Linked DNA regions of Mus musculus: regions 1 and 2 are each linked to region 3. The links are chromatin loops, found by intact Hi-C in ENCODE. Cell type or tissue: left cerebral cortex. All regions are shown on one strand.

Region 1 (2,500 bases), 200 kb before region 3:
TTGAGCAATTAACACAAAAGTAGTCATGGATTTAGAGACTTAATTTATTCATCAATACTTTAGTGTTTACATTTTTCTTGCTTTAAAGTTGTATTTCAAAGTATTTTATTCTTTTTGATGATTTCATAAGTGGAATTATTGTCTTAGTTACATCTTTAAACTTCATTGGTTTATCACCACCATATAATTTGTTTTATTTGTTCATTAGTGTTTTTATATGATCATGCCATTTTTTGGGAACAGATATAGCTTTCTATGCAGATATTGAATCTGTTCCCTTTAATATTGGTTACTTTTATTTCTTCTCTGACTCAAGAATCCAGATAGGCTTGTATGTCTGCAGAAAACAGTTAGGGCTGCTGTTTTTCTCTTGTTCCTTCTTTTTGGTTTAAACAACAACAAAAAAACAACAACATCAACAACATCCAGTTTTGCAGCATTGAGATTGATATGAGTCTCAGTTTTTTGGATCTGCCATCTGATTTAGAAAGCTTCCTTTCAGCTCGAGTTTTATGAGTATTCTTGTTTTGCCATCATAGAGAACTGCATTTTGTCAGTTTTTTTTTTCCCTACTGTGTTAACTGTAGGAACCATGTGACCCTTATCTGACACTTTGCTGATGTGGTGGTGTCTTAGCATCCTTTCTGTCACTATGATCAAAACAGCCTGAGTTAAAACAGCGTAGGGAAAGAACAGGTTTATTTGACTATGGTTCCAGGTAACAGGCCATCCGTCCTCTGGGGAAGGTCCAGGCAGGGACTTAGTGCATCCCATTCATAAAAAGTTAAAGGAGATGGCATGTGATTTCTGGCTTTCAGCATATGCTCATTTAACGCTCCTCACACTTACACAGTTCAGGACCCAGCCTTGAAATGATGCAGGTCACTACTACAGAGCAGCCTGCTCTAGCTCATCCCTCAGCTGGGCTGAACTTCTCTGATAAATCTAGGTTGTGTCAAGATGAAAGTCTTAACTGACCATTACACATGACACACGGATATTGTACTAATTGATCACGGGCTACTGTAGAAGCGTCACTTCCTTGTCATGAGGTTGTTTCCCCCCACATATTGCTGCATTTCATTTGTTACTAAGTTTTGAGGCCGTTTTCCATCCATATTCATAAGAAATAATACCACGGAGCTTTCTTTGCTTCTGATGTGTTTTTTCTAGTTTTGCTCCCAGGAACATTCTCCTCTCATAGACAGAGTTGGGAAATGTTCTTCTGTTGGCTGCTTTTTAGGAGAGTCTGCAAGGAGCCGGTGTTAGGATTTAGCAGTGTACCATCTGGGCCTGAGCTTGCTTTGTGGGTAGTTTTTGGATTGCTAACTCAGTCTGATCACTTATTATAGGGTTTTCCAGATGGCCTATTTCTTTTTGAGCCAGTTTTGGTAGTTTGCGTCTTTCTAGGAATTTGTCCATTTGATCTACTTTATCTTAATTTATTTTCGTGGCGTGCTCACCATATTCCATCTTCATTCCCTTTTATCTCCGAATATCTCCCTTTTTCATGTCTGGTTTTAGTAATTTAAGTTTTCTGTCTTTGTTCTTTGGCATGTCTCACAAATATGTGCTAATCCTGCTGGCCATTTTAAAAAATGGTTCTTATTATAAATTGATAATTTATAATTATCTGTGTTTTATTAGATATAAAGTGATATTATGATTGATGAATATAACGTAGAATAATGAAGCCAAGTAATATATCTATCCCTTACCTCAGACAAAAGACTTTCATGGTAAGATACTTTATAATTTACCATCTTAGAAGTGTGTGTGTACATATGTGTATATGTTCACATGTATACATGTATGTATGTGTAAACGTTGAAAATGGACCTTCTTTAATTACTTTTCATTTTATTTTTTGAGGCAAGGTCTCTCACTGAACTTGCACCTCACAGAATTCTCTAGAATGGCTTGCTAGTGAGTCTAGGGATCTTCTTTCTCTGCCTCCACAGACACAGACCACCTGACTAGAGATCCTCACTCAGATGCAGACTACATGGCCTTTTACAGAGTAGGGAAATTGATCCTGGGCATTGATGCCAAATCCCTTTGGTTGCATGGCAAGAACTTCGCCAGCAGAGCCATCTCCCCTTTGCCTATCTCAGTGATTCTAAAGTTTACTATATTTAATTGTCCACTATATTTATCACACTGTGTATGCTCATGGACTGTCACCTCCCCATTTCTTTTGTCTCTTCTATTGTTTACTATTATTATTATTATTATTATTATTATTATTCACCAATTTCCCCCATGTGCATTACATAGATTTATATTTAATCTTTCCTATTTTCTTTCTTTCTGCATTTTGTGATTTATTTTGCTATTATTTTTCTCAAATCTTTGGCAGGACTTCCTGAGGGAGCTAAAGCTAGAAGGTAATCTTAATGACTTGAGGTCTTTCTTATTACAGAGAACATACATTTTCTGCTAAACAATAGTTTTCCTATATCCTGAGAGATATGATTTCTTACATTATCTCTTGTACTCA
Region 2 (2,500 bases), 190 kb before region 3:
AGGTGCTTTTGTTAGCCTCTATCAGCAGAGCTGGAAGACTAGCTCTCTCCTGAGTTTCAGTGTTCAGAGTACTCTCTGCAGGTAGGCTCTCCTCTTGCAGGGAAGGTGCCCAGATATCTGGTGTTCGAACCTGCCTCCTGGCAGAAGTTGTGATCCACTCACAGAGGTCTTAAGATCCTGTGGAGGGTCCTTTGTATACCTTGCAGGTGTCCACAGACTCCACGCCCAAGGTACCCCGGTGCTGGTGGGGACTGGAAGGGACTGTACTCCGTTTCTTAAAGCAGCACTTGGACATTTTTGAACAGAAACACAAAGGCAAAAATGACTTTGCATCTTCTTTATACGAGTCAACAACCACCATATGTTCAGCACATACCCTGAGGCACAAGCTGGTAAGTTATTTATTTATGCAAATAAAATATTGTCACTTATAAACTTTATAAATTAAGCAAGAAACACATGGACACAGGAACTTATCAAAACTGAATTCGAAAATCCAGAACCGTGAACTTAACTGACAGAAGATCAAAGACTGGGGCAATGTCCTCAAAGGACCCCTAGCCCTGGAATGGAAAAGTACCCATTGGCCCATAATGAGAACACTGTTCCCAAGCTTTCTAGTGCACACATCACAGGATTGACAGGTGACAAACTCTTTGATTTTCCCTCTGGAACAAACATTATTCTGGAGCCCCTGATTATAGCTTGTGGCAGCTCTGCACTCTGATAGCTCCACAGGAGAACAGTTCTCTGCCAGACTCATCCTGATACATGACCACCTGGGATGACTGTCTTGGCCTCTGTATGACTCTCTGCCTTTTCCTTCTGGATGACTCCTGTGATCACTTATCAGTGCTACAACTTTAACTCTCTCTTTGCAACATTGCTATAAGTAATTAAGATTAAAAAAAATCTGTTTGCTGATGGCCACAAGTATCTAGTAGAATAAGGAGTATCGAGCTAGTGAGATGGCTCAGCACTTGCCACCAAGCTTGATGACCTGGGTTCAGCCCCTGGAGCCCACATGGTAGGAGAGAAGACACTCTTAAAGTTGTCCTTCCTCCATTGTGGATCTGTTTGTATGAATTCAGAAGTGTGAGTATCTGCTATTGTTCAAGAGCTTTGTTAACTTTAGGAGGTGCTAAGGTGTAAGGGTGTGTGCATGGGGGGGGATATCAAGGGTATAAGTGTTCTGGAAATTCTAACTCAGCAGGTGATTTCTGAACTCATATTTCACTGGGCCAGAGAAGCCCCACAGAGGAGATTGTGTATGTCTTGTACAATCATACCAAGGAGTCCATATTATCCCTGAGAAGACTGACATACACAGGAGGCACTTAAGAAAGAAATGGGAGAGTGAAGGGAAGGCAGCAGAAGTGAGCACAGCTTTCCAGGTTGGAGGAGAAAGACACTGAAGCAGATGATGTAAGGATGCTTTGTTGGGAATATTCCATCCCACATTGCTGCTGCTCCAGCTGCTAGGCTCCTCTCTTTCTCACTAGTGTGATGTAATGTTCTTCTTAGCTGCAGCTCTGGTGTTAAACATATTCCTCTCAGCTGTTAGATTTAAAAAACTCTCTGCTTGGTGAGACTGCCAAACACATTTTCTTGTGTCTGAGATGTATGACATCCTCAGAACCCTGGCATCATGTGGTAAAATGTTTAATGGGATTCTTTCTTTCTGAAGTTATTTTGTCACATGCTAGTCACTATCACAATACAGCAAGCTCTGTGGAGGGGCTCCTTTTGCTACAAGCAAGATAATCTGGGGACTTAAACTAGATGGAATTACATATTCTGGTGGGTCAGGAAATGGAAATGAAGATCAGGGTCCTAAAGTACAGCTCCTGAAATGGTGATTGGGACTAAGCATAGGTTTATCAGAGGTAGAGAGCTCTGCAGAGCCCTTCACTACCCCCCAACACCCAGCTACAGAAACAATGCCAGACTTCAAGTAAACAATCAGCAATCATGAGGAGGCAGGCTTGCTACTCCAAGCTGGAGAAGAGCAAGACACCTTAAACATGGTTCAGATGAATGGCAAGCTTAATCATCCTGCGATGTGCACTTCGGGGAGGTCACCCACAATTTTGGTCCTGCCATCTGTAAATGCAAATAGGAATGCTGTGTTATGAGGTAATTATGAAGATGAATGTTACAAATCGCGAGTGCCTATGAAAGATCAAGTTATTGTTACTTTAATACCTGTGATAAATCTGTTTCAGAGTTTAAAGGATTATTCCTGGTGCCTGTGTTTTTACAATCTTCTAACCTAATTCCTACTTGACAGAGCTCTGATATCTGCTTTAACAACGGGGCATGCACAATAGGTTAGGAAACGTGTTTAACATAGGGCGAACAAAACGGATCAAAGCAATGAATAATGGCCTGTAGATAATGAAATAATGTTAAAACCAGAGTGTGAAGTTTGAGACCCTGCCTTAAACACATTCCTGCATGAATTATAAGGCAGGGAAGGAGCGATGACAGGTGTCTCTAA
Region 3 (2,500 bases):
CACATATGCAATGCTGCCTGCAAATTGTAGAGGAAACCCCAGAGCTGCAGACACAGTAAGAGTTATCTATCTATCTATCTATCTATCTATCTATCTATCTATCTATCTATCTATCTATCTATCTATTTTGGCTATACTTCCTCCAAGACACCCATGCTCTGTAAGTACTTTGGTTTGTTTACAACTTCCCAGGTAAAGAAACAGAATATCTATGTAGAGGTATACTGCTCTTGGAGTCACTTGGGCCAAAGTTTGCTTTTGAACTAAAGTTAAGTTAAATTTTTATCAAGTCCTCGTAGTGCTATCTGAGAATGTGTAGCTTGTTCTTATGCATAAAAGGCACAGACATATGTGAATAGAGTCAAACCCACAACCCAGATTAGTTTATTCAGAGTCCTTGTATGTGGTCTGTGAGCCTGGGTACTGCAGGCCTTGGCCAGTGCATAGAGTTTACAGGCTAGTCTGTGCCAGTCATTCACCAGGCTGAGTTCTCACTAACTGTGTTTATCTGATCAAGTGCCTCAGGCTCTCTCTTTTCACTTGCCTTAGATTTTCTTGCATATGAAGTGAGGTTGTGATCACAGGCTATAATCATGTGCAGGCCTCATGTTTGTGGCAAGCAAGATTGACAAACAAGTTCCCCTGTCCTAAATTTAGAGAGAGGTATTCCACTTGATCAAGGTTAGGGTATAGTTTTCTAAACCCTGGGTTCACCTGCACACTTCCAAGTGAACATACAATTGTGTCTGTGGCCTCCCTCACCCATCCCTGACTATCCTGCCATGCAGCTATACTGCTTTTGTTCTTCCACTCTCTTCCAAGTACTTTCCTATTCAAGACAACCACTTTCTGCACCTCCCTGCATGCCTCCTCTCGCTCAGATCCTGAAGTCCCTTCCTGCTTGTTCCTATTGCCTCTCCATGCAGCTTCTGTTGGGAGAAGAGGCAGCATCGTGGGCTGCCATGAGCTCAGTGAGGCATCTGTCTTGCTCCACCACAGATGGCTTGGCACCTGTTTCTGCAGAACTTCCTTTCCCAGAACAGCTGGCCTTTGCCATCTTTCTCAGCCCACAGCCATCCAACTGTTCATCCGCACTGGTGACCAGCCTGAGGCATGCTGCCTTGGAGTTGAAGGTGCTCTCTGTTCAGTGTTTTGTGGTCTAAGTTAGTTGTACTTGCCCTGGATTCTGGATTCCAAGGCAGCACTGTCATCCTGCCTGCACCTGGGATAGGTGAGAGTGTGTGTTTGTGTGTGTGTGTGTGTGTGTGTGTGTGTGTGTATGCATGTGTATACTTAGACTCTGTGCAATCCCAGTATCCTTACAGCCTTAACATCCAAGGTGTCACTAACAACCAGTGTCCAGATCAGACCAGCATCCTGATTCTCTAACAGGTTCTGAATTCAGTGATTCCCACAATACACTCATTGTTCCTCATCAGTGACCTTGAAATGTGAATGAAACTCTTTAATATTTGAGTCCCACATCCCCCTGACATTTTCTGTCACCAGGGATTTCATTTTTCCCTGTGTGCCAGCTCTGGTTCTAACCGGCTCTGTGTCAGCCAGCTCTCCCCGTTTGTAACAAAACACTGGAGACAACTGACTTAAGAAGACAAACGGTTTGTTTTGGTGCCCTTTGTGGGTTTTAGTCCATGGCTGATTGGCTGGCTGTCTCTCAATACCCTTGGACCTGTGGAGATGTGGCTTACAGCGATCTGAGTGCATCCTAGATGAGGCTGTGTGTTCCATGTCTGGAATGTGAAAGACAAAGGAAGAGGAAGTTCGGGGCTCCCAGTATGCTCTCCAAGAAGACAACTCCAACAACTAACTACCTTCCTCAAGGCCCTAGCACCATCCCCTGCCTTTTCCCCCTTGGGCTAAGAACCAAGTGTTCACATAGAGGTGGTCTTTGGGAAACTTTTATCCGAATCTTAGCAGGCCATTAGTTCAATACGGACAGTTGGGAATGTGGCCTGGGCCAGTGAATGTCCTGACAGGCTCTTGTGGAATTTAGCTCTTGTTCTAGGTAGAAGCTGATGAGCTCTTTCTTGAGAGTCCTCTAACCCCCTTGCTCTGATCTTAAAGGGCTTTTGAAATTCAGAGACCTTAGAAACAAATGCTTTAGCTTCCAAGCCCATCTGGTTGAATGGATACTTTTAGCTATGAAGCAACTATACAGATGAAATCTCAGTCATTTCGATAACCCATATCAGCATGGCTAGCCTTACTTCCAGAGGAAATATTCTCCCATATGGCATGACTTCAGAGGCATGGCCGTGGCTACATATGCCTCCTTTCCTCATCTCCTTCCCCAAATACAACTATTTCAGGTTTTCAGTTCCTAGTTAAACACAAATTCTTTCCTCAGGAGTTATAGCTTATAATAGAAAATCCCCCAGAAAATCAGCACTGATGGTGGGATCCACATCTCCAGGATGAGCTTTTCCAAGTTTTGGGTCTTACTCACATCCTTCCAGTTTGCCTGAATTTGATGAAGCTA

The links. Peaks named below come from ENCODE experiments on the same cell type or tissue, not always from the same donor. Only the 100,000 strongest peaks of a DNase experiment are listed, where the experiment ranks them.
Region 1: it touches region 3 in a loop (2.9-fold over the local background); 2 of 42 quality-filtered maps call a loop at or near these places.
Region 2: a loop joins it to region 3, with 19 times the contacts of the local background. A loop is called at or near these places in 2 of 42 quality-filtered maps.

The regions. Positions count from the first base shown.
Region 1 is chr12:26,576,355-26,578,854 of GRCm38, forward strand. All of the region lies in intron 2 of 1700020D12Rik (a long non-coding RNA gene), which reads right to left. Among named protein-coding and RNA genes, the nearest start is that of 1700020D12Rik, 35 kb to the right of the region's middle. In left cerebral cortex, no CTCF peak of the experiment used is centred here; a DNase peak (open chromatin) is centred at 1,280; H3K27ac peaks cover 633 bases.
Region 2 is chr12:26,587,781-26,590,280 of GRCm38, forward strand. The region is part of intron 2 of 1700020D12Rik (a long non-coding RNA gene); the gene reads right to left. Among named protein-coding and RNA genes, the nearest start is that of 1700020D12Rik, 24 kb to the right of the region's middle. In left cerebral cortex, no CTCF peak of the experiment used is centred here; a DNase peak (open chromatin) is centred at 1,494; H3K27ac peaks cover 445 bases.
Region 3 is chr12:26,780,709-26,783,208 of GRCm38, forward strand. No RefSeq gene overlaps it. Among named protein-coding and RNA genes, the nearest start is that of 4933409F18Rik, 53 kb to the right of the region's middle. In left cerebral cortex, no CTCF peak of the experiment used is centred here; a DNase peak (open chromatin) is centred at 1,000.